Linked DNA regions of Homo sapiens: all the other regions are linked to region 1. A link is an interaction called in ENCODE POLR2A ChIA-PET data of the cell type or tissue named here. Cell type or tissue: A673. All regions are shown on one strand.

Evidence for each region. Peaks named below come from ENCODE experiments on the same cell type or tissue, not always from the same donor. Only the 100,000 strongest peaks of a DNase experiment are listed, where the experiment ranks them.
Region 2: POLR2A ChIA-PET joins it to region 1 with 36 read pairs; 3 of 35 experiments call an interaction of 5 or more read pairs at or near these places.
Region 3: POLR2A ChIA-PET joins it to region 1 with 13 read pairs; 11 of 35 experiments call an interaction of 5 or more read pairs at or near these places.
Region 4: POLR2A ChIA-PET joins it to region 1 with 20 read pairs; 4 of 35 experiments call an interaction of 5 or more read pairs at or near these places.

The regions. Positions count from the first base shown.
Region 1 is chr11:69,618,703-69,626,702 of GRCh38, reverse strand. No RefSeq gene overlaps it. Among named protein-coding and RNA genes, the nearest start is that of CCND1, 18 kb to the left of the region's middle. In A673, no CTCF peak of the experiment used is centred here; DNase peaks (open chromatin) are centred at 1,642, 4,402, 5,032 and 5,612; H3K27ac peaks cover 7,858 bases.
Region 2 is chr11:69,201,682-69,209,681 of GRCh38, reverse strand. No RefSeq gene overlaps it. Among named protein-coding and RNA genes, the nearest start is that of SMIM38, 50 kb to the right of the region's middle. RefSeq lists enhancers at 227-726, 727-1,228, 1,610-2,110, 2,111-2,611. In A673, no CTCF peak of the experiment used is centred here; DNase peaks (open chromatin) are centred at 2,921 and 3,261; H3K27ac peaks cover 4,529 bases.
Region 3 is chr11:69,127,046-69,135,045 of GRCh38, reverse strand. No RefSeq gene overlaps it. Among named protein-coding and RNA genes, the nearest start is that of SMIM38, 25 kb to the left of the region's middle. In A673, a CTCF peak has its summit at 3,333; DNase peaks (open chromatin) are centred at 3,285, 3,565, 4,125 and 4,235; H3K27ac peaks cover 3,560 bases.
Region 4 is chr11:69,313,597-69,321,596 of GRCh38, reverse strand. No RefSeq gene overlaps it. Among named protein-coding and RNA genes, the nearest start is that of MYEOV, 23 kb to the right of the region's middle. RefSeq lists an enhancer at 107-973. In A673, no CTCF peak of the experiment used is centred here; DNase peaks (open chromatin) are centred at 3,376, 3,946 and 4,412; H3K27ac peaks cover 6,645 bases.

The DNA of each region.
Region 1 (8,000 bases):
ATTATAGGCACCTGCCACCGCACCCAGCTGATTTTTGTGTTTTTAGTAGAGATAGGGTTTCACCAGGTTGGCCAGGCTGGTCTCGAACTCCTGACCTCAGGTGATCCACCTGCCTTGGCCTCCCAAAGTGCTGGGATTACAGGCATGAGCCACCGCACCCGGCTATCTTCTAGTTCTAAATGCACCCTGCTATTGAGTTTCATATTTGCTAGATATCAGTGTTTGATATTATCCATGCCCTAGACCAGGGGTGTCCCATTCTTTGGCTTCCCTGGGCCTCTTTGGAAGAAGAATTGTCTTGGGTCACATATAAAATGCACTAACATTAACATAGCTGATAAGCTAAAAAAATCCCCCCAAAATCTCATAGTGTTTGAAGAAAGTTTACGAATTTGTGTTGGGTCACATTCAAAGCCATCCTGGGCCGCATGAGGCCTGTGGGCCGTGGGTTGGACAGGCTTGCCCTAGACTATAAATGTTTTGAGGCAGGAGGGAAACCACGTGTGTCCTGGGGTACTGTCCACTGTAGGAGCTTTGCACAGATGTGTTGGACCAAGGAATGAAGGAATGAATGGACAGAAGTGTTTAAAAACATGTTTTGGGCTTGAAGAGTGATGGCCATTCCAGGTAGGGTGATGGCCCCAAGAAACCTTCCTGAGTACCAGGGTCATTTGAATGTTACCAGGAACACATGGGTTCTTTTTGGCTAATGACTGCTTTTGTGCATTTTTCTGGATTCCTAAATCACCGAGATCAGAAGGCTACTGAGAAGACAAACTCTGTGTGTGTGTGTCTGTGTGTGTGCACGTGTGTGTGTGTGTGAGAGAGAGAGAGAGAGAAATGTGGAAAATCAGGAGGGGTGGGGTGGAAGCAGGATAGCGTGAGGGAGGGAGGGATGGAGTAGTGGGGTGGGGTAGGGGAGGGATAAATAATATCCACAGCCGAGGCTTCCTACCCCCTCTCTGCTCCTGCAGGGTACACCTGGGCTCGCATTCAGCACAGTGTCTTTGCGAGCGTATGCTACACGTTGGTGTCCGTGGAGTCTTTGAGGCTCTGATTTTATACGATATTTCTTTGGTTCAACTCCTCCCAACCCGTTGTGACCAATATGGGCTGAATTCCTGCTGCCCCTCCATTTGGCTGGGAGGAGACTGGAAACTTTGAAACAGAAATGCGTCCTAGGAAATTGAAGGCAACCAAACCAACAGAATGTAAGAATGAATAAGACATGAAGGAGTTTATACAGCGCAAATTCCTTGTCCTAACTTTAAGATCGAAGCAGGGGTCAGTTAGCTGAGCTGATACCATTGATGGGAAACCAAGCTCCAGCTTCTTCCTCTTTCTAAAGGTTAGCAAAGATACACAAACATCCAGCACTAAATATACTTTCCGGTTTGACTTCGGGCATGTGATTCTTGATAGCATCTCTGGGCTAGATGATAATGGAGTTCGGTGGGTTTTCCCAATTAAACAGGGACCATTGAGCAGTGGCCGCCAAGGAAATGGGTCTCTAGTGACAAGCCACAGGGCTCTCTGTTACTGTTCAACTCTCTGCTCAGTGACTTAAGTAAGAAGTCTACAAAGCCTGCTTATCTAACTGTCAAACAAGAGAGAACTTACACTCAAAGGACTGTTACTAAATGCAGATGAATTGGATAAACTTTCCTCGGCTGGCAAAAATCCAGGTTGTTTCAGAGATTTTACTTATACCAATAACATCTTAATACAAAATGCCTTTCTCGGCTGGGCATGGTGGCTCACGCCTATAATCCCGGCACTTTGGGAGACCAAGGTGGGTGGATCACGAGGTCAGGAGATGGAGACCATCCTGGCCAACATGATGAAACCCCGTCTCTACTAAAATACAAAAAATAAAAATAAATTAGCCTGGCGTAGTGGTGCACGCCTGTAATCCCAGCTACTCGGGAGGCTGAGGCAGGGGAATCGCTTGAACCCGGGTGGCAGAGGTTGCAGTGAGCTGAGATCATGCCACTGCACTCCAGCCTGGCGACAGAGCGAGACTCAGTCTCAAAAACAAACAAACAAAACCCCAAATACTTTTCTTATTCTCAGTCTGATTGCCAGCAGCCTAATGCTCTGTGAGCTGTTAATAAAGTTACCATGACAAAGATTCTGGGGTCAAATTAATTGAGTAAATGGTACATAGTTTTGGAGATCCACAATGCACATTAGCAGGTAAAAGGCACTGACAAGTCCTGAAATATAGAAATATCTGTGTTTGCAATCACAATACTCTTTCTATATAATATCTATCAACATCCTTTGGAAGTATTCCAGAAATATTACTTGGAAGATGCTGCCCAGAACATATTTTCCAAAGTGATACAAAAAGGTATAAATAGTTTGTCTTTTTTTTTCCTCAAGAGCCAAGAAGGGCTGTCAGAATATTCTCGAGAAACAAAACCAAATTATAGCAGGCACCTCAAACAATGTGGAAACCTGTTTCCCTTTAGTCCTCACAACACAGGTTTTGCTTCCTTCAGCTGGTTCGCAGGTGTCTAACGATTTTCGTATTGTTTTGAGTTGTATTTTCTTGAATTGCTAGTGACGCTCTGCATTTTTTTCATGGGATGCTTTGTTGTCCAAATTTTTCCTGGTGTATAAATTGCATTTTTTTCTTCTCTGATCACTCATTAACTTGAAACTGGATCTTGAGCTTGCATATTTCACAGCAATACTTCATATATCTGGACAGTTACCTTTTTACTTACATTTATTACACATTTTCCAATGCTGTTGTTCTAATTGTGTTTTATTGTGCCTATGATTCTGTAAGGAGTTCACAACTTTTCTTTTCTTTTTTTTTTTTTTGAGACAGAGTCTTGCTCTGTCACCCCAGGCTGGAGTGCAGTGGCCCGGTCTCGGCTCACTGCAACCTCCGCCTCCTGGTTTCAAGCGATTCTCCTGCTTCAGCCTCCAGAGTAGCTTGGATTACGGGTACCTGCCACCATGCCCAGCTAATTTTTGTATTTTTAGTAGAGATGGGGGTTTCACCATGTTGGGCAGACTGGTGTTGAACTCCTGACCTTAAGTTATCGGCCTGCCTCAGCCTCCCAAAATGCAGGGATTATAGATGTGAGCCACTGCGCCCGGCCCTAGGAGTTCACAACTTTTTAAAGATGCTCAACAGACCCCCATCTTGTCTCTAATAAGATGTTTCCGTTTCTTTAGTCAGAGTTTGTTTCCTTTACACAGATGGGCAAAAAATGTGATTTTATTTTCTTCTAGCTTGTTAAAATAAATAAAAAAAATAAAAAGAATGTTTTCTCATCACACAAATAATACATGTTTATTATAGAAAAAATAAAAATAATTAAAAATAAGGGGTCCAGGTGTGGTGGTTCACGCCTGTAATCCCAGCACTTTGGGAGGCTGAGGCGGGCAGATCACCTGAAGTCAGGAGTTTGAGACCAGCCTGGCCAACATAGTGAAACCCCAACTCTACTAAAATTACAAAAAATAGCTGGGCTTGGTGGCCGGCACCTGTAGTCCCAGTTACTCAGGAGGCTGAGGCAGGGAATTGCTGGAGCCCAGAAGGCAGAGGTTGCAGTGAGCCAAGATCATGTCATTGCATTCCAGCCTGGGTGACAAGAGCGAGACTCTGTCTCAAAAATGAATAAATGAATAAATAAATAAATAAATAAATAAATAAATAAATAAATAAATGGAAAAAAGCACCTGAAATCTCGCTACTCAGACAGTATCGGTAATATTTTTTGTAGATCTTTTCAGACTTCTCTCAATGTTTAAATATAACAAATTAAATTTTTTCCCCAGGATGAGTAAATTCTGGATCTCTCTTGTACCACATGGTGACTAGAGTTAGTAATAATGTATCACATACTTGACAATTGCTAAGAGAGATCTTAAATGTTCTCACCGCAAAAGACAAAATGGTTAACTCTGTGAGGGGATGGATATGTTAATTAGCTTCATGTCAATGATACCTCAATAAAGCTAGAACAATTTTAAGTAAAAATGTAAAATAATATAGTGGGCCGGGCGCTGTGGCTCACATCTGTGATCCCAGCGCTTTGGGAGGCTGAGGTGGGAGGATCACTTGAGCCCAGGAGTTTGAGACCAGCCCGGGCAACATGGTGAGACCTTGTCTCTACAAAAAGTCAAAAAATTAGCCAGGCATAGTGGTGCGTGCCTGTGGTCCCAGTCACTCGGGAGGCTGAGAGTAGGAGGATCACTTGAGCGTTGGAGGTGAGCCATGATCATGCCACTGCACTCCTGCCTGGGCGACAGAGTGGGACCTTGTCTCAAAACCTAAATAAGTAAATGAGTAAATAAAAAGAGGAATTTGGGGATTTCTCAATCAATTCATTACATTCCTAAAAGTAACAGTGAAAAATCATTTGGCCTTTACTAAATGGTGTGTAGGAAAAACAGCTCTCTGGAAAGAAAAGCCCTGATTGGTGCATTTGTTGACTGCTTGATGGAAATACCCACACTGTGGCCACTTTCCTTCCTTCCTTCCTTCCTTCCTTCCTTCCTTCCTTCCTTCCTTCCTTCCTTCCTTCCGTCCTTCCTTCCTTCCTTCCTCCCTCCCTCCCTCCCTCCCTCCCTCCTTCCTTCCTTCCTTCCCTTTCTTTTTTATGGAGTCTCGCTCTGCTGCCAGGCTGGAGTGCAGTGGCGCAATCTGGGCTCACTGCAACCTCCACCTTCCGGGTTCAAGGGATTCTCCTGCCTCAGTCTCCCAAGTAGCTGGGACTACAGGCACACGCCACCACGCCCAGCTAATTTTTGTACCTTAGTAGAGACAGAGTTTCACCATGTTGGCCAGGATGGTCTCCATCTCTTGACCTCGTGATCTGCCCGCCTCGGCCTCCCAAAGTGCTGGGATTACAGGCGTGAGCCACTGTGCCTGGCCACTGTGGCCACTTTCAAGCTATACATGACTTAACAAATGGCTGGCAAATTTTCTGAATATTTAAGAGTTGTCTCTTGCCAGCTGGCAGGGATAAATTTTTCATCTTTATTATGCTGCTTCTTCCTAACAGGAGCGGGAAAAATTCTGTTTTTTATTTATCTTCCTTTATTTCTCCTATTAGGGTCTCACAATGCCCTTTGGGTAAGCATCTTATGTCGCCAATTAAATGGATATACAATTATTTGATTTTTAAATTGCTCTTGAATTCTCTTTTATTTTACATGCATTTTCTAGTTGCATTATATTCATGTAAGATGCACTTGATTAAATGTCTTCTTATGTATCTTCTGGAAGTAATTTACTGGTACTTTTGGTTGCTTTCCTAGGTTTATAATCATGGCTAAAAGACAATTCACATTTTAATGTCTTCTATTCTTATATTTACATGTTATTTCTTTTTCTTATTGATAGCTTTTGCCAGTGTTTCTAGTTTTAATTTAGTTTTATATTAAAATAGGAGTGGTAACCAGACAAGCGAGAGCATGTCCAGATTTTTAGTGCTAATGACTTTCTATTCCTTAAGCAATAATTGGCCTTTTTTTTTTTTTTTAAAGAGCTAGGGTTTTGCTATGCTGCCCAGGCTGGACTGCAGTAGCTGTCTACATGCATGATCATAGCTCACTGTGCAGCCTTGAATTCCTAAGCTTAGTTCATCTCCCTGCCTCAGCCTTCTGAGTAGCTGGGACTACAGGCACACACCACTGTGCCTGGTGGCTTTTGGTTTTAAATCCATAATCTTGGCCAGGTGCAGTGGCTCATGCCTGTAATCTCAGCATTTTAGCAGGCTGAGGAGGGAGGATTGCTTAAGCCCAGGAGTTTAAGAACAGCTTGGGCAACATGGCAAAAACCTGTCTCTACACAAAATGCAAACACTTAGCCGACTGTGGTAGAGTGCACCTGTAGTCCCAGCTACTCATGAGACTTGAGGTGGGAAGATTGCCTGAGCCTGGGGAGGTAGAGGCTGCAGTGAGCCAAGATTGTGCCACTGCACTCCAGCCTGAGTGACAGAGCAAGACCCTGTCTCAAAAAATAAAAAATAAAATTCCATAATCTTTATCATATTTAGAATAAAACCTGTCCCACAAATTTGTAGTGACTTTTTTTCAAATGCCTCCTTGATATTTATTGAGATAATTAAATGGACCTTGCTATTTCTCATGCTAATATGATAAATCATGTAAATCATTTTCCTGCTTGAATGCCACCGATATAGTCTTGGGATAAACTCTTCTTGGTTGCTATAGACCCTTTTTTTTTTTTTTTTAACTGGCAAGAGTCTCTGCTTGTATTTGGAATTTTAAGATAAACCTTTTATTCTGAAATAATTTTTATTTTTTTGAGACAGAATCTCGCTTGTCGCCCAGGGCCCAGGCTAGGGTGCAATGGTGTGATCTCGGCTCACTGCAACCTCCACCTCCCAGGTTCAAGAGAGTATCCTGCCTCAGCCTCCCAACTAACTGGGATTACAGGCATGTGCCACTGCACCCAGCTAATTTTTGTATTTTTAGTAGAGACGAGGTTTCACCATGTTGGTCAGGCTGGTCTTGAACTCCTGACCTCAGGTGATCTGCCCGCCTCGGCCTCTGAAAGTGCTGGGATTACAGGTGTGAGCCGCCATGCCCAGCCAATTCTGGAATAATTTTTGATAGTACAGAGTTCCCATATACCTCTCACCTGGTTTCTCCTATTGTTAACATCTCACATAACCACAGTACATTTGCCAAAGCTAAGAAACCAACACTGATATATTACTGTTTGATATAGTTTAGCTCTGTGCCCCCACCCAACTCTCACCTTGAATTGTAATAATCTCCACATGTCAAGGGTGGGGCCAGGTGGAGATAATTGGATCATAGAGGTGGTTTCCACCATGCTGTTCTCATGAGAGCGAGTGACTTCTTGTGAGATCTGATGGTTTTATCAGGGATTTCTTCTTCCACTCAGCACTCATTCTCTCTCCTGCTGCCCTGTGAAGAGGTTTCTTTTGCCATGATTGTAAGTTTCCTTAGGCCTCCCCAGCCATGCAGAACTGTGAGTCAATTAAACCTCTTTTCTTTATAAATGACCCACTCTTTGGTATTTCTTCATAGCAGTGTGAGAATGGACTAATGCACTGTTCATTAAACCCCAGACTTCTCTGGATTTGGCTAGTTTTCTTATTTGTGTTAGGATAGCCAAGGTCCATGTTCATGACTAATCTTTAAAGCTTCGCTGTTCTTAGTTTGATTCAAAACTCTAATCGTGTCATACTCCCATTGTGTCCCCCATTTTATATATATTTCTAATAGTTGATTTAGTGGAAGGATTATTTGTTCCTTGAAGGATACTAATTTTTCATGGTTTGAACTAAGTTGATAAACATGTGTAGAAGGTTAATATACTGTGATAATATTCTGTGTTCTTTGCTGTTCTAGAAGAATCCAAAGAAAACGAGAGCTATTTTTTTTTTTTTCTGTTTCCTACTTCTCCTTCCAGAGGGCAAGTGATACCTTGAGATAAGAGAGATAAGAGGACCAAGCTGCTCTGGCCCCAGGGAAGGGTTAAGACACTTTTCTTGGCTGGGCGTGGTGGCTCACACCTATAATCCCAGCACTTTGGGAGGCTGATGTGGGCGGATCATGAGGTCAAGAGATTGAGACCATCTTGGCCAACATGGTGAAACCCCGTCTCTACTAAAAATACAAAAATTAGCCGGACGTGGTGGTGCTCACCTGTAGTCCCAGCTACTTGGGAGGCTGAGGCAGGAGAATCTCTTGAACTTGGGAGGCGGAGGTTGCAGTGAGCCGAGATCATGCCACTGTACTCCAGCCTGGTGACAAAGCGAGACTGTGTCTCAAACAAACAAACAAACAAACAAAACAGACACTCCACTTTTAGAAAAGGGTTGAAATTTCTCAAGGGTTAGAGGAAGCTCTAGGGTTTGCAACAGGGCCTGGGAAGGAGTGGCCTAACTAAATGTGGCCAGACCTGGCAGACAAGATGGAGGCTCTATTTAAAAGAGGGGACATTCCAAGAGTGGGAAAGACCCTTGCGGTGTTCCTCC
Region 2 (8,000 bases), 420 kb after region 1:
CAGGCCCGCAGAAGGGGGCTCCTTATGGGAAGCCCACCTGGATGCCAGCCATTCAGGGGTGGAGGCTCTTGGGTGCACGCCCAGGAGCCCACGGGTGTGGAGCAGGCCCCGGGTGTCTCGTCAATCCTGTTTCAAGCCATTGGCCTTTCCCATGGAAGATGTTGAGGAAGACAATAAAGACAGCGACCCAGGGCAGAGGTGGGAGGCGGCAGTCAGGAGTGGAGTGGAGAAGGGTCTTGGGTGGGGTGGGGAGCATGGAGGGAAGTGGTTGTCCCTTGGGGTAACAAGCACCCACCTCTGCCAAGCCTGAGAACATGGTCGGCATTTAGTAATTGCTTGGTGATTAAGATTACCCCCTGCCCCGAAAAAGAGGCACATCCACTATGTACGTGATGGGTGTGACTAAGGAAGGTACTTGCTCTCTGATACCTCCTACGGCAGAGGACGATGGGGAGGGCCTGGGCCCAGGTCAGGGGGTGGACACCAGATCCAAAGGCCGGCCCCCAGCACCAGCTGCAGACCTGTATACAGAAGGCACTCAATACTTGCTTGTCAAGTGAACGCGTAAGCTAGGTGCACCTGCCCTTCTTCCCCACAAGGGGATGGCAGTTTATTCACCACTGAGTCCCGAACCCTGTGCCTCACGCAGAGCCTGCACACGGCGGGTGCCCAGGAAGCCCCTCTTGCCCTGTGTCTATGGATCTTATGACTCCAGGCACCAAGACCGGGGGTTGTACCTTCTTTAGGGGCACACGTCCCCCACTGCCCAGAGCCTGAGGCAGAGGCGTGTCCCAGCAGGAGACAGTCGCATTCATTCAACCAGCAGCTCCTGAGGGACAGACAGTCCCCACACCTGATCCACCTGTCTTCCCAGAGTCTGCATACAGGGGTTCCCTGGGAGACCCTGACTGCTGAGTCCTGTTGGAGGGAACAGCCTCCAGTCAGAGCCCCTGACCATGCTGCGGGGTCTGCAGGGACCCCACAGAGTCTCCTTGGGTGGCATGAGAGGGAGAAGACCCCTCCCATAGCAGCGGCTTGCCAGGGGGTCTCTGACACCATCAGCCAAGACACCTGTCTGTGGAGGAGCATGATTATTGTTGGAGAGCATGGAGGGAGCTCAGTCACCAAACAGATGAACAGATAAACGAAATGTGGTCTCTTCACACATTGGAATAGTATTGAGCCTTAAGAAGGAAGGAAGCTCAGACACACACTACAACACAGATGAAGCTAGACGACATTTGCTGGGTGAGATAAGCCAGACATGAAGACACACATGCCGTACAATTCCGCTCACATGAGGTGCCCAGAGAAGTCAAATCCACAGACACAGAAAGAAGAACAGAGGTTACCAGGGGCTGGGAGGAGTTGCTGTTTAATGGGTACCCAGGTTTTGCTGAGGACTCTGGAAATGTTTGGGTATAGGGAGCAGCAGTGGCTATACCTCATCATGAATGGATGAAATGCCACAGAGTTGTACACTCACAACTGGCTAGAATGATAAATATTATGTTATATTTTACCACAATTTAAAAAATAATAGTGGCTGGTCATGATGGCCCACACAGGTAATCTTAGCACTTTGGGAGGCCAAGGCAGGCAGATCACCAGAGGTCAGGAGTTCAAGACCAGCCTGGTCAACATGGTGAAACCCCGTCTCTATTAAAAACACAAAAAATTAGCTGGGTGTGGTGGCTGGCGCCTGTAGTCCCAGCTACTCTGGAGGCTGAGGCAGCAGAATCTCTTGAACCCCGGAGGCGGAGGCTGCAGTGAGCCGAGACTGCGCCACTGCACTCCAGCCTGGGCAGCAGAGTGAAACTCAGTCTCAAAAAATAAATAAATAATAAAACTAGTAAGGCAGGTGTGGCCTCAAACCAGGCTTCACTAGGTAGGAGCTGTGGGGCTGTGGGCAAGTCACTCAACCTCTCTGTTTCCTGCATGTAGCATGAACATCACAGCAGCGCCTCCCTCCGGGGCACCTGTGGGAGTCACCTGCACAGGCGTGTGCCAAAAATCACACATGCCATCCGTCGGATGACAGTGGCGGGCCCTCACTGGAGCCAGAAAGACTGGGTGAGCCTAGATTTGGACTCCCAGGCTCACAGTTCAGTCCTGACGTCACCTCTCAGCTTGTGCCTCTGTGCCTGGGGCTGCAGTTTTCTTATCTGTCCAAGGGCAGGCTTAGCACCTGTCCCATCACCTCACAGGGATGGCAGGAGGTGCCGGGCAGGCTGGTTTCATAAGAAGTTCCAAGACCAGGGACAGCACCTGCCTTATGGGCACACGTGCCCCACTGCCCAGAGAGCCAAAAGCAGAGACGCCTCCCAGCAGGTTGTGTCCACGTTCATATTTGTCTGACCAGCAGCTCCTGACGGACAGGCAGGCCCCACACTTGATTCACCTGTTTTTCCCGCCCCCATTGTAGAGTGAGTGCATGAGCAAACACCTCTTTTAGCTCAATACATTCTGTCCCCAAACTCGGAAATGCTGTGCCATTCAGATGGAAGCACAGTGCTTCAGAAGAGCAGATTCCTTCTCTCAACCAGGAAGGTGGGCCGTGAAAGGGCACAGAAGGAAATGTTTTGTGTGGCTCCCGAACCCCATAACAGGCCAAGAGAAGAAACAGGGAGAAAGAGACAGACAGAGGGAGACAGGGTGATAAAAGGAAAAGGAGGAGAAAGGAAAGAAAGAAGAAGAAAAAAGGAGAGGCCGGGCATGGTGACTCACACCTGTAATCTCAACACTTTGGGAGGCCGAGGTGTGTGGATCACTTGAGGCCAGGAGTTTGTTACCGGCCTGGGCAAAATGGCAAAACTCCATCTCTACTAAAACTACAAAAAAATTAGCTGGGCGTGACGATGGGCGCCTGTGGTCCCAGCTACTCAGGAGGCTGTGGCAAGAGAATCGCTGGAACCCAGGAGGCAGAGGTTGCAGTGAACAGAGATTGCACCCCTGCACTCCAGCCTGGACCACAGAGCGAGACCCTGTCTCAAAAAAAGGAAGGAAGGGAGGGAGGGAGGGAGGGAGGGAGGGAGGAAGGAAGGAAGGAAGGAAGGAAGGAAGGAAGGAAGGAAGGAAGGAAGGAAGGAAGGAAGGAAGGCAGGCAGGCAGGCAGGCAGGCAGGCAGGCAGGCAGAAAGACGGAAAGAAAGGAGGAGAAAGAGAGGGAGTTAGAGAAATCAGAATGAGCTAAAGACCCACCCATCAACATGTGTTTCCCTGTGTTATTAAAACACTTTGTCTTTACAACTCAGAAAATTAAAAAAACTCTGCCAGACCCAGGCTCTCCACATCAGTATTCATGACATCTGTCTTCTCCTATAAAACTCTCTGAATGAAGCCTCCCCTAGTAGAAAACGACTCTCTCCTCTCTGCCCGCTCTTTCTTTCCCCTTCAAAACAGATTGCGAGACAGATGATTGCATTGTTTTGTCCGATTTCCATCTGAAAACTCCCCTCCGTGTTGGCCACTGGGCGCCCCTATTAAGGCCCGGGCACTGAGGGGCCACGTGGGGTGGCCGAGCCTCTGTCGCCCGCTCCCTGGGGCCTTTCCATCGGAAGAGGAAAAAGGACCCAGCAGACAAAGGTGCGGGACATAAATTAAGCCCGAGCTTTTTAAGTTCAAACTGAATTTTCTTTATTTTTTCACAGCTGTCAGAGGAATCGGGTAGAACTCCAGTAACGCATGTTTAATGTATTAAAAAGTGGGGGGGAAGCAAACCGTCCACTCCGAATGTTCCGTCCGCCGACTTGCATTGGGAACATTATTTCGGGCCAGTGAACTCCGAGCAAGTCAAGTGTAGAGACATGGACAGGGGCCAGGGACCCCCCACCAGAGGCTGTCATATCTACTGAAAGCCCACTTGTCATAGCTGGACGGGGGCAGGAGGGGGACAAACGTCTCAAAGTGCTGGAGACTGCCGCCAAGTCGGCTGGCTTCACCGAGGCTGGCTGGCTGGAGCTGGACAGCCCACGAGGCCTTATGGACCACCATACCATCCCAGCCAAGCTGCGGCTGGCCACCTCACTCCAGGCCCTTCCTTGGGCCCATGGGGAGGGAGGGCTCTCTGGAACCCAGGCCTGGTGACGCAGCCAAGAGAGCGAGCTTTATACATAAGCGCCAAAGGTCGCTATGGTTAGGTCAAAAGACATGATGGGTAAACTGAGGCAGGGAGTCCAAGGGCTTCCACCCAGCCGGGGTCCTTCTCCCTGCGCAGCGTGGCCCAGAAGGAGCAGGAGAGGACGCGAGGCAGATTGGAGTCCCGGCCATGGCTGAGCAGACATGTGACCCTGAGCAAGTTGCCAGGTGACCAAGCTCGCCTGTGCCTCATGTTTGAGCTTTGAGTGAGGAGCCCACACTGCTGGCCGTGTGAGCTGTCATCGGCCCTGCTACTGTCATGACCACCACGAGGCCTCAGGAAAAGAGGAAAAGAGGACGGTGTGCCTTCCTCCCTTGGCAGCCGGGACACACCCCACCCACCAGTCCTCACCAAGTGCACGGCCCACAGGGCTCCAAATTCAGCCTTTTCCCAGGCCAGTGACGAAACCCCGGGGGCGGGGGGAGAAAAACAGCGTCCCTTCAATAGCACGTGTTCACCACCCCTTCCTCAACACCACATCCCCCGATGAATCACTGTCTGGGAGAGGGGTTCGCTCCAGCCAAGGTCAAGGCAGGTTTCCCAACCAGACTGGCTGAGTGAGTGCCCCGCAACATGGCCAGGTCTGATTCTTGCGCCGACAAAAGCTGACCCTCAGCGAACACGAACAGCTTCTCCAGCACTGACTTACTCAAGAAAGGTCATCTCCTCACCCCCTTTCCAGATACAGAAGCTGGGGCTTGAAGAAACTCCGTGGCTGACCCAGGAGCCAGGGTTTAGCTCTGAGGGTATTTCCTCTGCGTGTCTCACCCACCGTAAGCGGGCCGGAACCATCTGCCCTGGACGCCTGTGCCATCGGAAGCCACTCCTTCTGCTGGTCATTCACTAAGTCCCTCCAAGGCCCTGCTGCTCTCCCTCCACCCTCCAGTAAGCAGCCCAGGTCAAACAGAGCAGGGTGGAGATGGAGGTCCCCCCTGCCACCCGAGCCCGCCAAGGCCATGAGGACTCTGCCACACCTTCCCACCTTGCATCTCCAGGCAGGATGGTATCTGGGGCCTCCGCCGTGCACACCCAGCCCCGCTCCCAGGCACCCCACAGCAGTCAGACTTGGACCCGTTGAAATCTACTCATGCCAGTCAGATTAAACAGTGTCCCCCCAACGGGGCCCCATGACACAACCGTCAAGGCCTGTTCACTCAGGGAGGAGATGACCTCTGCTCCTGCCTGCACAGACCCAGAGGAACAGAGCTCCTCCACCCAGCCCCGGGCAGCCATGAGTCCGGGCCTCCCTGAGAGGTGCTGGGTGGGCCCCACCCCCCAGCACCATCCTCCCACCTGAGATCCCTTTGGACCCACGCGCCTAGGACTCAGACCAAGGGCAACGTTTCTAAAAGAACCCTGGACACTGCTGTGCCCTGGCCTCAGGTGCAACCTCGAGCACATCCTGGCTCCTTCTGGGCCTCAGTTTTACTGACTGTAAAACGGAACAAACATCTCCGGTGCCCCCCACCCCATAGGGTCACAGTGATTCTAAATGAGCAAAGTAGAGGTCCCTAGAAAATCATCAGTCATGACCTGGCTGCTGTCCTGAACACTCACCCGGGAGCCCAGAGAGAAAAGGCCAGGGTGCCCTGGGCTGAGTATTCCCGCTCCATGTCCTGAGGGCAGCAGAGCCCCAGCTTCCCAGGGACCCCAAAAACACCCTTCTTTCTGGGCCTCTGTGTCAGCATCTGTGCATTGAGGGGTCATTTCTAAGGTTCTTCCAGTTTTAACCCTTTTCTTGTTTAGGGGGAAAAAAAAGTGCGGCTCGAAGCCAGCACTCATTTAATTTTACATAAACACACTTCTTGAGGCTGAAGCAAATCTGACTGCTTTTCAATGAGAAAATAAAACATAAAAACTGTTCTTGGAGTCATTTCTAAACAGAACTAACATCAGACTCGCGTGAATCATCAGAATCGTCTATTTTGGAAAAAACGGATTCGTCAAATCAATCTTTGGCCAACAAACATCCGAGAACAACCACGCGTAGGAATTCTGTGTTTTCTAGGATGTGACATTTTCAGCGATCGAGAATGACTCTATTTTGTAAATGGAAATGCCGCTACTAGAAACAGAATGCTATGAGTAGGATATGACGTCTTTTGTTTCCAAAGTCAATATACTAGAGCGATGCAAAAATAATAATAAAATCGAGCTATTTCGTGGCGGAGTTATCTCGGGGTAAACACTGCAGTCGCAAGCCCCTGGTGAGTACTCTCAGGACAAATGGGAAAAGGCTTAAACTCTGTTTTCCTCTGACTCAAAACCCACAGGGTCCCCAAAGTGGCCACTTGCTGCTGCTGAGGGTCGCAGCTGGTTCCACCTCAACCTCTTTGACGCGAATGCACCCCGGGGCAGCTCACACCCCTGTGGTCGTCCTCCGAATGCCAGGCAGTCTCAGTGAGGAGCTTAGGCCAGCAGCTCGCAACGGGCAGGCAGCATCTCAAAGAAAACGCCCACAGTGCATGGGTGCCTGCCACGCTCAGAGGCCCCTGATGGAGCTGCCACAGGGACTGGGCAGTGTTCACAGAGCCTGGACCTAGTTCAGCTTAGAGACCAGGAGCTGGGGGGAAAACACCAACCCCCGGGGCACCGACAGCCTGAAACCATCAGGAGCAAAAGCCACACACAGCGGGGAGAAGAACTACCTGGACCCACCAGAGCCCCTCTTGGGAGGTTGAACTCAAGACGGCAGGAGCAAGAGCCGCCAGGGAAGGCGCCCCGACGGAGGGCGGGTCACCGGCTCTGTTACCGTCCACACTGCCATGTCCAGGGTGGTCAGCGCCGGCCCAGCCTGGTGTTGCACATCAGGAGAGAGAAAGGCTGGGTGCAATGACAGGTCTGCCTGAGGGTGAGAGGGGGCCCCCTGCTCAGTGAAATGCCAGCCAGAGGGGGTGAGAGGGAACCCTCGGTTTGGTGAAATGCCAGCCAGAGGGGGTGAGAGGGAGTCCTCCATTCGGTGAAATGACAGCACTGTCTGAATATGGCCTGCTTGATGGGCAGGGCACTGTGGGAAACTGTCCGTGGCTTTCTGCCAATCCCCCCACTTTACAGATGAGGACAGCGCAGCTCATGGAGGGGAGGTTGGCTGAAATCTCAGAGCCAGTAGAGCTAGGGACTGTGAGAGTCAAGTCCCCGCCACTCACCCTGCCCTGCACAAGCTCCTGCAGTACAAGGAGGACCAGGGACACCAGAGGCAGGCAGAGAGACGATTATCATAGGCTTGAGCACAGAGTCACCCCAGCACAGGGAACCAGGGCAAGGCAGGGCATAGTTCCAGTTGAGGAGCCACTTGGACCACCTGCCAGGCCCCTAGGTGGTCCTCCTCCCCAGACTGGCTCAGCTGTGAGGCTGCCTTAGGTGTCTGAGAAGCCAACCTTGAACTCCGCAGCTCCATGTATGGCTCCGCAATGAAGCAGGTGACAGCAAGCACCCAACCTTGGTGAGCCTCAGACCTCCCCCCAGGTAACCCCTGGCTCCCTCAGGGCTGCGGGCACCTTCTCTACAGCTAGGGACTTCTCCAGGCCTCTCTCACCTGCCTCACGCTGGCTCAACCTGCAGCCTGGCTTTGGACATCATTCTCCCGGGAAGCATTCCCTGGCCCCTGAGAGCAGGACATGGGCCTCCTCTGGACTCCCCTACCACCTTCCCTGCCACCTAGAGGAGCCACTTCTGCCCTCCATGTTCCCTTCCCCTTTGCAGGACAAGGGCAGAGACTGTGTCTGCTTCTCCCCTAGGGCCTAGAACAGTCTCAAAGACCCAGCCGACCAAGGCACATTCCCAGATCCCAGAGCCAGCAGGCTGAGGAAGGACACAGCCTGCAGATGAGTGGACAGTAGAAAAGGCCCAAGTTGTGAGGTCTT
Region 3 (8,000 bases), 490 kb after region 1:
ACAGAGAGGAGGAGGAGAACTCCTGGGTCACAGGCAAGCAGCAGCTGCCCGGGGCTGGAAAGGACAGCAGTGGTGGCTCATCCAGCAACTGCATTTTCTAAGCAGTGGGCAGGATCCAGCCTTGGGGTCCCCTAGACAAGGTCACTGATATGGTTTGGCTCTGTATTCCCATCCAAATCTCATGTTGAATTATAATTCCCAGTGCTGAAAGAAAGGCCTGGTGAGGCCAGGCGTGGTGGCTCACACCTGTAACCCCAGCACTTTGGGAGGCTGAGGTGGGCAGATCAGGAGGTCAGAAGATCGAGGCCATCCTGGCTAACACAGCAAAACCCCATCCCTACTAAAAGTACAAAAAATTAGCCAGGTGTGGTGGCACGTGCCTGTAGTCACAGCTACTCAAGAGGCTAAGGCAGGAGAATCACTTGAACCCAGGAGGCGGAGGTTGCAGTGAGCCAAGATTGCACCACTGCACTCCAGCCTGGGCAACAGAGCGAAACTCTGTCTCAAAAAAAAAAAAAAAAAAAAAAAAAGAAAGAAAAAGAAAAAGAAAGGCCTGGTGGGAGGTGACTGGGTCATGGGGGTGGATTTCCTCCTTGCTTTTCTGGTCATAGTGAGTGAGTTCTCACTATGAGTGAGATCCAGTTGTTTAAAAGTGTGTGGCTCTTCCCTCTGTTTTCTCTTCCCCTTTCTCCAGCCATGTAAGACATGTCTGCTTCCCCTTCGCCTTCTGCCATGATTGTAAGTTTCCTGAGGCCTCCCCAGCCATGCTTCCTGTACAGCCTGTGGAATGGTGAGCAAGTTAAACCTCTTTTCTTTATAAATTACCCAATCTCAGGTATTTCCTTATAGCAATGTGCAAATGAACTAATACAGTCACCCTGCAGTTCTGAGGACAAACAGTTGGGCAAAGGCTGACACCAGCACCAAAACCCGCAGGGTGGCCCAACAGCTTCACATCTGTTGTTCACAGGTGGCAAAGAAGACTTGGCCAAGCCAGCTGCCCAGGTGGACAAAGGCAACTGTGACAGGGAAAGCCTGGCCAGCTGCTGGTGGCCACAGGACGTGGGCACTGCAGGGCACTGTAGACAAAAGTGAATTCACACCAAAGGGTCACAGACCTAAATGTAAAACCTACAACTACAAGCCTGGAAGAAAACAGAGCAGAAGTTCTGCAACTTTGAGACAGGCATGAATTCTTAGGTAGGACTCAAAAAGCACAAAGTATAAAAGAACAAAATCATAAATTAGACCTCATCAAAACAGAAATTTCTCCTCAAAAGACACTGCTAATAAAATGAAAAGACAAGCCACAGGCTACGAGACAATATTTCCAAATTGTGTACATTATAAATATCTCTCATCTAGAACATAGAAGAACTCTTACAACTCAGTCATAAGAAAAACAACGCCTATTTTTTAAATACACAAAATTTGAACTGACACTTCACCAAAGATGAAAACAGACAGCAAATAAGCAACTGGATGGCAAACTGAAAAGATGTTCAACAACATTAGAGAGTCAGGAAAGGCAAATTAAAACCACCATACACTTACTAAAGTGGCTAAAATTTAAAACTGACAATACCAAGTGTTGACAAAGATGTGGAGCAACTGGAACTCTCATACCTTGCTGTTGGGAACGTAACACGATGCAGCCATGTCAGGAAAGAGTTTGGCAGTTTCTTATACAGTTAAATGTACACTTAACATACAATCCAGTGATAATCCCACTTCTGGCATGTGCCCAGAAGAAAACATATGTGCACCCAAAGACCCGGATACAAATGTTTGCAGCAGCTTTATTCATAGCAGCCACAAGTGGAAACAACTCAAATGTCCATTAACTGGTATGTGGGAAAGCAAGCTGTGGCATATTCATACAACCCAGCCTTCGTGCAATGGTCACACAATATTCAACAGTAAAAAGGAACTATCTACAGATACACACAACAACATGGGTGAATCTCAAATGCATATGGCAAGTGATAGAGTCACAGGCAGAGAGCTGCACAATGCACACTTCCATTTCTATGACATGCTGGAAAACCACAGGAATAAAAACCAGGTCATTGGTTTCTAGGGGCTGGGGTGGGGGCAGGCGTTGACGGCCAAGGGGCAGCATTGAGGGACTTCTGGGAGACAGCGCTGTACTATGCCTGGACTACAGTGGTCGTTGCACGATTGTGTCTTTGTCAGAAGTCACCAAACTGTAAAAAGAGCCACTTTTGCTGTGTGCTAATTATGGCTCAATAACACTCCACCCAAAAAAAAAAAAAATCACTTCACTCTCCTCATCATTGAAAGTAATGACATTGAAGGAAGAGGAGCAACACTCTTTACGTGGCAGAAATGGTGCTGAACAACCAAGGAGCTGCATTCCCTGTGGTCAGGTACCCAGGGGGCCCTGGGTTCTCTCCATTTTACAGATGAGTAAACGGAGGTCTGGAGGTGCCAGGTCACCCAGTGCCACCCAGGGAGGCTGGAATGGAGTTGGGACTTCCACCCAGGCCTGACTGCAGCATCACCCCCCAAACCACTAAGGCTGTCCTGAGAGAGACCTTGGGGATCAGCAAGCCAGCCTCCTCCTCCCGTTTTCCGGAGGAAAGCATGAGGCTTCAGGGGGCCCGACCCATCCAGGCTCACGAAGAGAGGGACAGAATCAGAATCTGGAGGGAGCCAGGTCTCATTTGTCAGCAAACGCCTTCCTACGACAACCTTGGGAATAGAAAAGACCCCAAGACATGACAGGAACGAGATCCGAGGCCACGTGCAACACAGGTGCACCAGGGTAAGCCCCGCCCCTACCCTCAGGGAGCTTCCAGCCCCATCTGGCACAAGGTCACCTCCCAGACCCTGGGCAAGTGGCAGCCCAGACACACCCAGGAGTACAAACACCTCTCCACAGTCCCCTCCTGGGACACTGGGCCCCTGAGGATGATGGAAGCTGCGGGTTCCCCATGGGGGCTCTGGGGTTACAGCAGGGAGGGAGGGGGACCCATGACATGCCTTAGGCCTGTCCAGGAGGGATTCCAGCCCCAGGGAGAAGGCAAAGACAGGAACGCCGTTTCCAAGCCGGAGAAGCAGTGAGAGTCCACACCGCGTTTCCCGGTCTGCAGGGAAAGGCAACAGCTGGTGGGTGGGTCAGAAACCAGACCTTTCTGGGCTGGCTTCAGGACCTCTACACCCCACCTCGGTTCTGACCAACAGTTATGGGAGTCAGAAAATGCAAGTGCTCAGCTCTTTAGCCCAGGAATTCCCAGCCAGCAGGCAAAGCCCTCGGGAACACACGTGCAAGATGCCCCACCTAGAGGCAGGAATGTGGCTGAGGCATTTGCACCATTAGGCAGGTCTGAATACCTGAGGAGGAGAGCTGCTCCCTCAGCGCTTCCCACCCTAGCTTCCCATCATGGCTGGGCCACCTACCAGCTTCTCTGTGCCTCAGTTTCCTCATCTGGGAATTGTGGATTGCAATCCTATCTACACCCCAGTCTCTAATGGAGATAGTGTATGCAAAGTACATCTACGTAGGCCTGACACACAGCTAGTAGCCGTGTGGCAGCCAGCCCAGGGTTGTTCTTGGGAACATGGGACAGCCCACTGCCTGGAAATTTGGTGGCTCTAGGATTGGCCAGACATCTTCTGTGGAAAACCAGGCGGCCCATGCTAAGACACGGTGGCCCATCGAGATATCGCAGTCTGGGAACCTTTCCGGGCCACCCCTGGGCAGCTCGGACAGTGCCAGGGACCTTGGCCAGCTCATGCCTAGAGGCTCCCCTGCCAGGCTGCCTGCACCCTCCTCGAGCAAGGCCTGGCCTAGATGCACAGACACCCAGAGGGAAGGGGCTCCGGGACAGCAGAGGTTGGGGACAGCCTTCTGAGCCTCTGTTTAGGACCAGCACGATGCTAAGAGGACCTCCAGGACAAGAGCCGGCAGGGACCACAAGCCAACAGGCCTCTGACATCACCAGGCCTCCAAAGTCAGGAATAGATAAAATACATCGAAACACGGTCACAGGGGAACACAATGCTGGGGAGGACACCCTCTGAAGGAAGGAGGGCTCGGCTCTTTTGAAACATGGATGGAAAACTCCAGAAGACAGATATCCTTATTTATGAGGTGCCCCGATCCCTGAGCAGGCAGTAGAACCGGCCAGCCCTCGAGGCCCCCCACTGAGCTTCTGCAAGCTGCATTTCCTGGGCTTCTGCAAGCTGCATTTCCTGGGCTTCTGCAAGCTGCATTTCCTGGGCTTCTGCAAGCTGCATTTCCTGAGCTTCTGCAAGCTGCATTTCCTGGGCTTCTGCAAGCTGCATTTCCTGGGATCGGATAGCACTTCCTCCCCGACTCCCTGGGAGCATCCTCTACAGTGGGGAGCCTGAGTTAACAGAGGCGGCCGCTGAGGCTTATGGAAGTCATGTTCCCTCTCAAGGCCACACAGCCAGACATGGCAGAGCCAGGACTGGAACGTAAGATTCTGATTCCAGTGCTCCATCTCTTTCCCTGGCCCGCCTCCCTGCACATGCAGATTCCACCTACCTAGCAAACCCCCACACCCACTCTCATCACGCCATCAAGGCCCCCACCCAGGAATGGCAAGGTTCATCACCTTGAAGGAACACTTAGATTCCTTCTTCCATTTAAAAAAATTATTTTATTATTATTATTATTATTATTGAGACAGGGTCTTACTCTGTCATCCAGGCTGGAGTGCAGCAGCACAATCTCAGCTCACTGCGGCCTTGAACCTCCCAGGGTTCAAGCAATTCTCCCATCTCAGCCTCCCTAGTAGCCAGGACCACAGGCATACACCACCACACCTGGCTAATTTTTGTATTTTTTGTAGAGAGATGGTCTCACTATGCTGCCCAGGCTGGTCTCAAACTCCTGGCCACATGTGATCCACCTGCCTAGCCCTCCCAAAGTGCTGAGACTGCAGGTATAAGCCACTGCACCCTGCAAAGAATTCTATTGATCTAACTATGCCGGAGTAGAGACAGATCAATATTATACATTGTATTATTTCCTGGGCCCGCCATAACCAATTACCACAGGTGGCTCAGAATTGTGGGAATTATTCTCTCACAGCTCTGGAGGCAGAAATCCAAACTCAAGGTGTCGGCTGGGCTGGGTCCGCTGAAGGCTCTCAGGGAGGGTCCTTCCTTGCCCCTGCCAGCTTCTGCTGGTTCCTGGCGTTCCCTGGCTTATGGCCGCATCCCCCCAACCTCTGCTTCCATCGGCACATGGTCTTCCCGGCCTGTGTCTCTGGATCTCTTCTTCTTATGAGGATACCAGCCATGGGGTCAGGGCCCACCCTGCTCCAGAACTACCCCCTCTTCACTTGACTACATCTGCAAAGACCCTATCTCCAAAGAAGGTCATATTCTGAGGCTCCAAGTGGATGTGAATTTTGTGGGGATTTTTTTTTTAGTTAACACATAATAACGTACATATTCATAGGGCACATGTGATATTTCAATACATGTATATGATCCCATTTCAACAAGTAACGATCACAGCAGGTGACTGGTATGTCCATCGCCGCAAACATGTATCTCTTCTTTACGTTGGGAACATTCTGATTCTTCTCTTCTAGCTATTTTGAAATATATAATAAATTATTAACTGTAGTCCCCCTACTGTGCCATAGAACACTAGAGCTCATTCCTTCTGCCCAACTGTAATTTTGTACCCATTTACCAATCTCTCCCTATTCCCCTCTCCCCGTCACCCTTCCCATTCCCTGGTCCCCAGGCTCATCCACTTTTCCTCAAATGACAGAATTGCATTCTTTTTTATGGCCGTATAGTATTCCATTATGTATTTGCACTTCATTTTCTTTATGCATTCATCCATTGATGGGCACATAGGTTGATTCCATCTCTTAGCTATTGTGACTACCACTACAGTGAGAATGTGGGTGCAGATGTCTCTTTCACATGCTGATCTCCTAGTCTTTGTATACATACCCACTAGCAGAATTGCTGGGTCATATGGTAGTTCTGCTTTTAATTTTTGGAGGAATTTCCATACTGTTGTCCATAATGGCTGCACTATTCTAAATTCCCACTAAGAGTGTATAAGAGTTACTTTTCCCTGTATCCTCACCAGCATTTGTTGTTTGGTTGTTTTTGTCTTTTTGATAATTTTATTTCTATTTTAAGTGGGATGAGATATCTCACTGTGGTTTTGTTTTCTGTTTTTTGTTTTTGTTTTTGTTTTTGTGATGAAGTCTCGCTCTGTCACCCAGGCTGGAGTGCACTGCCACGATCTCCACTCACTGCAACCTCCACCTCCTGGGTTCAAGCAATCCTTCCACCTCAGCTGGAATTACAGGCATGCATGACAATGCCCAGCTATTTTGTGTATTTTTAGTAGAGACAGGTTTCACCATGTTGGCCAGGCTGGTCTCAAACTCCTGACCTCAAGTGATCCACTCGCCTCGGCCTCCCAAAGTACTGGGATTACAGGTGTAAGCCACCACGCCCAGCCCTCATTGTGGTTTTAATTTACATTTCTCTGATGATCAGTGATGTTGAGCATTTTTTTCATATACTTGTTGGCCCTTTGTATGTCTTCTTTTGAGAAATGTCTATTTAGAATACTTGCCCATTTTTAAATCTTATTTGGATTTTTTGCTGTTGAGTTGTTCAAGTTCTTTATATGCTTTTGTTGCCAGGGCTTTTGAAATCTCAGCCATAAAATCTTTGCCCAGACCAATAGCCTGAAGTGTTTCCCCTATGCTTTCTTCTAGTAGTTTCATAATAAGTCTTTAATCCATTTTGAGCTTTTTGTGTGTATCGTGTAAGGTATGGGTCCAACTTCATTCTTTTGCATGTGAATATCCAGTTTTTCCAGCACCATTTATTAGAAACTGTCCTTTCCCCAACACATGTTCTTGGTGCCTTTGTTGAAAATCAAGTGGCTATTAATGCATGGATTTGCATCTGGACCCTCTATTGTGGTCCATGTGTCTATGTGTCTGTTTTTAGCCAGTACCATGCTGTTTTGGTTACTATAGCTTTGTAGTATATTTTGAAGTCAGGTAGTGTGATGCCTCCAGTTTTGTTCTTTTAGCACCAGATTGCTTTGGCTATTGGGGTGTTTTGTGGTTCCATATGACTTTCAGGATTGTTTTTTTTCTATTTCTGTGAAGAATGTCATTGCTATTTTGATAGGGATTGCACTGAATCTGTAGATCACTTTAGGTCATATGTGGGGACATTATTAACCATCATTTCTTCAACCTAAAAGTTCATTTCTTTCTTTTGATTTTAAAAGACATTAAAACATCACTGTGGGTCCCTGCAAGTATCATGGGCCCAGGCGCAGTGTGTCCTGGAGGTGCCACCCCATCTCCATCCACCCCAGCACCTGGCACATTCTCCCGGCACACAGTAGGTGCGCACCAGGCTGCCTTCCTGCAGGGGTCCCAGCAGCTAGAGAGAGGTCAGCTCGCCTGTGCTTTCTGCTCCCCCTCCCCAGTTATCACCTGTGCCTCCTCCTGGGTGCTGGGTGGATAATGTTCTTTGCTGTAATCTGCTCCTTCCGAGGGTGCCTTCCCACTGGCCGCCCTGCACAAACAGCCCCACTCTGGCTGCCACCCGCCCGGCTCCAGACTCCTGATATGAATGCAAAGGTTAGATATTCTTGACACCGCTTTAATTTTTCAAATAGCAAGCCAGTTACCAAGCACGTTGGCACCTGGGCTCGGTTCCCCCACGACTTGGCAGGGCCCACGCAAGCTGCTGGCAGTGATGGATGCATGCCCCTCGGCACACCCCCCCCCCACCCACCCACCCGGCCGCAGCCACGCCAGCCCCAGGACCTCACGCAGCCAGTCCCCGGCAGCTGTAAGGCCCGAGTGCCAAGACACAGAGTGGGCTTTTCCAAGCGCCGGGATCCGGCTGGGCGGGCTTCCCAGCACGGCCTCTGGGAAATGTGTGCAAGGCCTCCGTCAATCTGTAGGGACTAAGCTGCTAGGAGGGCCTGGGGCTGAGCGATT
Region 4 (8,000 bases), 310 kb after region 1:
GCACCCAGCTTTCCAGGAGGATGCCTGGGTCGTCCTGGGGGTGTTTAGAGTGTACCCCATCAAAGCCTCCTGCATAGGGAGGCAGTGGCACATCACAGCTAGAGGCCTCTCTGGGGTACAGACCACCCTCCTAGGCTGCCACAGAATGGGGAAGTGTCAGGTTTCCACTAGGAAAGAATGACTCAAGTTGGGAAAACTACTGGGTACAGGGAAACCATAGGGGCAGGCAGTGCACCACAGTCCATGCCCCAGGGCTGCGGCCACCCTGAGGCTGAAGGTTTAAGGGAAGGCATAAGCCATGCCAGAACCTGGAAAGGAGGGAATGTTGGAGAGGGGCCTGCCTTGGGAGAAGCTTAAGACCTTCAGTCTAGGGACACAGCCTGCCCAAAGTGACCCCAAAGCTTTCGATGCTGTGACATGAATATTCTGACTTCACCCTCCCCTCTCCCTTTCACCTACAGCTGGGGCACTCCCAAAAGGAAGCCAGAGGGCATGGGAGCTGAGGAATGAGTCCATCGGGCTTAGCCCCTGAAGCAGAGAGCAGAGCAGAGGGCAGGCCTGGAGGGGCAAAAGAAGGCATTTCCGGCACAGGGGTTCTTGCCCTGGACACCCACAGAACTCCTGGGGTGCAGGGACTCTTGGGGCCTCCTCAGCTTGGGCTGAAACGCTCCCCGGGTTCCTCTCTTCTTGTCTCTTGGCTCCTGCCCTGCCCTGGGGGTGGTCAGCGTTACCTCTGGGATTGACAGAGGGTCCGTCCACACCTCTCACTCTCTCCCTGCCTCACTCATGGCCTGTGTCTCCCTACCACTCTCCTGAGTCCCACTTCTCTTTCTTTTCCTCAGCTACTGTCTCCATCCCCTGAAGGATCCCGCATTGTGGTTTATCCAGACCCAACTTATGTGGGTGTTAGAGTGAGAGACCCAACAGTTACCTAAGACTTTTGGGGAGGCAGGCTGGGGGCACCCTGTGCAGTCTGCAGGGGAAGGATGCAGCCCTGGGGAGGAAGGACACCCGCTGCCCTGGCATCTGCACACAGGGCACTGGGTAATGATTCCCCCGGGTGAATGTCTGGCTCAGGAATGTGGACTTTCCCAGGGGTGGGAAGTTGGTGGCGAGAAGGAGAAACGCCCTTGGTTTGGGGACTCCTGCAACGCGCCCTGAGGCCGGAGGTTGAAAAGCATAGAAAGTTGAGGTCTCTGCTGGAGTTACCCACCAAAGGAGGGTACCACTGGATGGGGTGATAGGTGGCCAAAGTGGGGGAGACAGGAGGCAGCGGCCAGGGGGAGCATGAAATCCTTCCAATCTCAGGTCTTCCAGCAGGTCTGGGGGTCCTCAGGGGGTTGCAGGTGGCCCTGGAAGTATCTCTGGGGACCAACGTGCACATGGCCCCATCTACACGCACCCCTTCATCCTGGGCTGTGCTCACTGCCTTCTTGCAAGGAGCAGAACTCACCACCACTGTCCCTGTGGGTGCCAGCAGAACGCCCAGAGTCGTTGCCAGTGGTCAGCCTGTAGAGCACCCCTTCCCTCTGCAGAGCTTGCATCCATGTTGGGAAGTCCCCAGGCTCCACGTCCAGCATCGTGGTGCACAAACACCTCCGCCTTCCTGCCCCTCTGTAGCCTTTGACATTGACTCCCTCGTCAGACAGTAAGGGAGCGTGTCCTCCAGGCTCTGGGAAGTGCGGTGAACCCACCTCCCTTTCTGCTTTAGCGGAGCTCAGAGCCTGCTGAGGGAGGAAACACAGGCACTGTGCCTGCACATAGAGAAAGGCCTCACTCGGCCTTGAAGGCCACCCAGTGTGGGTGACAATGGACTACACTGGAAACCTTGCTAGACAGAATATCCAGGGACAGCAGTCACACTTGGAGCAAGGGCTCCCAGACAACAGGTGGTCTGATGGCATCTAGGAGTTGCAAATAGATCCATGTGGCAGGAATGTGGGGAAGTGACAATAAAAGGGGGACAGAGCTAGGTGGGGGTTGCAGATTTCAAGAATTTTGCCAGCCAAGACTACAACTTCAGGGCTTTATGTAAGGCACAGCCAACATCAGATCTGTAGGTTTAAAGGGGGCCTCTGGCTGCTGGGTGGGGAATGGACCAGAACAGAGCAAGACTGGAGGCTGGCGGCCAGCGAGGAGGCAGTTGGTTGGTCCTAGTGAAGACAGGCAGTGACCTGGACCTGGGCAAGGGGAGGAGAGAAGGAAAGTTTGACAGACTCAAGGGCTCCAGTGAAATGTCAAAGGAGCCAATTTTGCTGATGAATCGCCCATAGGGAGTGATAGAGAGGGCGGTGGCAAAGATTCTATTTTGGAGAAATGAGTGAATGAAGAATATGAGAGAGGAAGGTTTTGGGTAAAGATATGCATTGCTCATGTCTGGTCATGGCATAGTAACTTAAGCTATAAGCAATCAGAAGACTGGACAGAATACAGAAGGCCAACATTGTATCCCTGACAGAACAAGCTTTCAATCCCCAAAAGAAGAAGAAAAAAATATGAGATGAGCCCCATGATCTCCCTGGATCTGTGCTTGGGGACAAATTCACAATCAGGGTGCAGTGAGCTGGGATCCACATTGAATACAATGGCCCTCACACTGTGTTCAGAGCGGACAGAGACTAGAGTCTGGAATAGCTGAATGTGTTGGTCCATTGCTTTACTATAAAGGAATACCCGAGAGTGGGTAATTTATAAAGAAAAGAGGTTTAATTGGCTCACTGTTCTGCTGGGTGTACAGGAAGTGTAGTGCTGGCATGTGCTTCTGGTGAGGGCCTCAGGAAGCTTCCAGTCATGGTGGAAGGTGAAGTGGGAACAGGTATGTCACATGCAAGAGCAGAAGCAAGAGAGAGAAGGGGCAGGTGCCACACACTTTTAAACAAGATCTCACATGAACTCACTCATCACTAAGGGGATGGCACTAAGTCATTCATGAAGGATCCACCCCCATGATCCAAACACCTCCCACCAGGCCCCACCTCAAACACTGGGGATTACCTTTCAGCATGAGATTAGTAGGGTACAAACATTCAACCTGTATCACTGAAGCACCTAGAATCTTCAAGGCAGGGCCTTGGAGAAGAGGGAGCTGCATAGGGGAAGGAGGAAGAAGTCCAGCTGAGGGGCCCTGCCTGCTGGTGAGACCACCTCAGGCTTAATGAAGAATGACTCCTATAACGTTGAGAGTGAAACAGAGATTCCAGATGTCAAGCAGTGCTCGGGGACTTTGGAGTTCTTTCCTAACCAGAGTACAGAGAACTCATTAACACAGCAGGCATCTATCTGCAAGGCCAGAAAAGCCTCATCTTAGTAATAAGGTCCACATCCTTGAGTAAAGCCTGCTGTAGATCTTCTCTAACAAAGCCTTTAGAACTAAGCCTCAAAAAGATTTGCATATTGGAGCTGGATGCTCACCAAGTTGAGAGAAATTTGGGAAACACATTAGGCTTCCCACAGATCAGCCATAACAAATAATAAGACCAAGACTACACACACTCAAGTAATCCACCAGTAATTGAAATGCCTCCTGGAATAAAAATCAACCCTTTTCAGAGCAGGATATCAGAATCCAGAGTTTCTGCAACTTATCACCCACAAGGTCCAAAATATAATCCAACAATTATCAAACACACAAAGAAACAGGAAAACATGACTCATAGGCAAAAGGAAAACCAAAAACCATCCGTAGAAACCAATCCTGACATAGCCCGAATAACAGATTTGGCAGAAAAATCATTCAAAGCAGCAATAATAAATATGTCCAAAAAAGTTAGAGAAAAATATGCTTGACAAATTAATGGAAAATATGATTGTCATAAGGGAGCAGATAAGGACTCTAAGCAGAGAAACAAAAACTACAATCAAAAGAACCAAATGGAAATTCTAGAACTGAAAATAACAACTGAAATGAAAAAGTCACTGAATGAGATAATGAATTCCTTAGTTTGAAACACACCATGATGTCTGTAGGGTATCCAAACAGAGACATTAACACATACACTGGGAGACATGACTCTGAAATTCAGGAGGGAGGCCAGGCTGGGAGAGAGGTCTGCAAGTCATCAGTACAGAGGTAAGGATGGAGGAACTCATGCAGGAAGCCTGTGGACACTGGTGTGATCCTTACTTCAGCCTATGCCCCACTGGGGAGGTAAAACCAACCAACCAACCAAACAAACAAACAAACAAACACTGATCCCTAGACAGGCTATGTGACTGCAAACACCCTTTCAATCCCGTCCCTCAGAGGGCTCCATCCCCCAAGCATAGCCTTGTCAACCTTGCCCCTCAGGATCCCCACCTATTAATTACAAGCTCCTCATGGAGCATAGAGGTGCCTTAGGGGATGTTCTCTGCCAATTAGAGCCACGGGTTGGGAAAGCTACTATGAATTGGGCTACTTCCACCTCCTCCCACTCTTGCAAAATGTGCTCTATAATCTTGCTCGATTCTAAACCCAGTGAGGCCTTCGCAATGCCCCATGCCCCTAGGCTCCGGAACCTCAGCAGAGGAGTGTAGGGGGTGGGTGGCAGCTGTCAGGAGCTGGTCTTGGCAACCCAGTTCCCAGGGCCTGTTGGAACTAGGAACAGGAGCAGGGCTGCTGAGATGGGGTGATAAACTCCCCATCAGAGGAGAGGTAATTGTTAACAGCAGAGTCTTTATCTGAGCTCTCACCTGTACAGGCACTGTGCTGAGCTTGTTACATCTATCATCATAACATCCCGAGGAGGTGGAAAGTTCCATTTTCCAGGTGACAACACAGAGACCTAAAGAAGTCAAGTGACTAACATAAGGATGAGAGAGAAAGTGGTAGGACCAGGATTCAAACATAGGTCTCTCTGACTCCAGAGTCCGTGTGCTTCACCTCTAGGCTCTGAGACTGGATGTGTGTCCAGCTGTTCTTCAAGCCAATTTCTTCCAGAGTCCCTGAAAATGGCTGGAAATGGCTCATTGTCATGGTGGAAGAGCCTGCTGATGGAGGAAATAAACCACTACCACAGCCACCATCATCAGAAACAACAACTCTATCACCATAGCAATTGGTGGTAGGATCATTTGAACCTGGGAGGTCAAGGCTCCAGTGAGTCTCAGCAGAGGAGTAGGGGGTGGGTGGCAGCTAGGGTTAGGGTTACGGTTAGGGTTAGGCCAGTCCAGTTGCTGAGGTGAAACGGCTGGGAAGCATCCTTCTCCCCAACAGCCAAATCATAAATCAACTCTGTTGTCTGTGCCTTCAAACATGTCCTGAACCTGCCCCATCTCCCCAGCTGCACTACCTCCCTCTCTAGCCTGGTCCATGGTGATGCCCTCTCACTGCCTTCCTGCTTTCCCCTCACGTGCCTTTCTGTATAGCCCCATGGAGTAGCCACAGTGATCCTTTACAGAACTCAGACCATTCCTCCTCCTGTTTAACACCCTCCTGTGCCTTCCAACCTACACAGAACAAAATCCATGCCTCTGGCCATGGCCTACAAAGTCCAGTGTGATCTGCCCTGTCCTGTTTCTCTATTGCTATTTCAGGCCACAGCTCCCTCTCTTATTCCACTCCAAGTACTCAAATCTTTTTACATTATTGAACAAGTCCAACTTTGCTCCTGCCTCAGGACCAGTGCACTTACTGTTCTCATGTCTTCCCCAGATCTTCATACAGCTGACTCTTGCCATTCAGTCCTCAGTTCCAATCTTATCCTCTCATCAACTCTCCCTGATGCCCCTAACTAAAGTGCCCCCCAGTAAGCTTCAGGCAGTCATCACCTTTAAAACATTTTGTTTGGGCTTTATTTGCATATTTCCTAGCTTCTCAACTAGATGCCAAGCTCCATGAGGTCATGGATTGTATCTTGTTCCCTGTGGTATCCCCAGCACCTCATACAATATCTGGCAAAAAGAGACACTCAGAAGCACTGATCAGGTAAATTAATTTGGGTTGATCTATACAGTCTCAAAGTTCCTGCTTCTATGGTTTAATCAGAATCTAAAGATTCTAGTTGTATTGTTTAACTTTCCACTTATTCATCTAATCATCTGTCCATCATCCACACATCCAACTGTCCATCCATCACCCATCCACCCACCTATTCAGTTATCCATCATCCATTTATCCAACCATTATCCATCCATCCATCCATATATCCATCCATGTACTTATCCTTCCATGCATCCTTCTAACCATACACATACACCTACATACCCATCCATCCAATGATTCTTAGCCCCCACTCTGTGCTTGGTGCTGAAGACCCAAGTTTAACCAGGACATGAAATCTATGCTAGAGAAACTCCCAGCCTTGTCCTCCTCTTCCCTCTGTTCCTTATACTGTGAGCTGCTCCAGGTAGGAACTGCATTAACCTTGTAGGCAGATGCAGGCAAAGTCCTAGGAGGCTGCTCCTGTTTGTAGATAGGTCTACACCTTCTTGGGACTTAGATTTAGACCTTCACCTCTTTCTTCTGTGCCCTGGTCACTGTTGGCTGTCCCCTGGGGCAGAGTCAACAAATTTATCCAGCTCTGAGGCTCCAGATATAAGGGATTTGAGGAGAAGACTCTGCCCCATCCTGAAGAGTCAGCTGAAGCATTTCAAAATTCAGAATGAAGTTCTGAGGGCCTGATGTGTGGTGTGATCTTTGTGCCACAAGACAAGAGGAAGGAGCAAGATAATGCCTGGGGTAGGCAAGAAGTCTTCCTGGAGGAGTTAGGGTTAGAGGTGGACCTAAAGGAAGGGGGCCTTGGGGAGGAGGAGTAAGGGTGAGAAGTATGATGCAAAGGCAGGGATGAGTGTAGTATGAATGTGGGCTGCTAGTGGGGAAGCACAATACTAGTACCCAATGAACTCCTACTCATCCTTCAACACCCAGTCCAAATGACCCCACTTGAGAAGGCTTTCCTAAACTGCCCACTCTCATCCTCCTATTCTCTTCAGACAGAGAGAATAATGATGGAAATGGTGATGCTAAAAATAATCATAACAGTTACTTAGCACCTTCCATGCCAGGCACAGTAACAAATACCTTGTGTCTATCATCTCATCTAACACTATAGCAGTTCACCATTGCACTACCTTATCCCCACTTTTCAGATGAGAAATTGAGGCTTAGGGTGAGTGGGTGGGTTTACATCTTCTTAGTTATAGAAGTTTCCTGACCTATCAGGGGGATTTATTTGTCTTCTGTCTCCCCTGCCTCCACTGCTCATATATACACACTGGAAGTGTCTATATATGCCCAACAGGGCAGGGACAATTTGATTATTTTCTGGGTCTTTGGAGGCCAGTAGAAGATGTGCCCTAGTGCAAGTCTTGTATGAATGTTGGATGGATGGAAGGATGGATGGTTGAGTGGATGAATGGATGGATGGATGGATGGATGAATTAGTGGATGGATGGGTGAATGGATGAATGGATGGATGGATGGATGGATGGATGGATGGATGGATAGATGTACTAGTAGATGGATGGGTACAAGGAGGGGTGGATGGATGAGTGGATGAGTCCGAAGGGTGGGTGGATGGATGGATGGATGGATGGATGGGTGGATGGATGGACCAATGGGTGGATGGGTGGGTGGATGGATGGGCGAATGAGTGGATGGATGGATGGGTGGATGGATGGATGGGTGGATGGATGGATGGATGGATGGATATGTGTGTGTGTGTGAATGAGTGGTTAGATGGATGGGGGGGATGGATGGATGAATGGATGGATGGATGGATGGATGAATGGATGCGTGGATGGACGAATGGATGGATGAATGGATGGATGGATGGATGGATGGATGGATGGATGGATGGATGAATGGATGGATGGATGGATGGATGGATGGATGGATGGATGGATGGGTGGATGGGTGGATGGATGGATGGATGGATGGATGTGTGGGTGGATGAGTGGGTGAATGGGTGGATGGGTGGGTAGGTGGCATATAGAAGCCCTACCATCTCTCTGAAGTTGTTGGTTTTGTGGTGCCTCAGTGTGGCCCATATGAAGACAGCTTCTTGACTGTACCAGAGCTG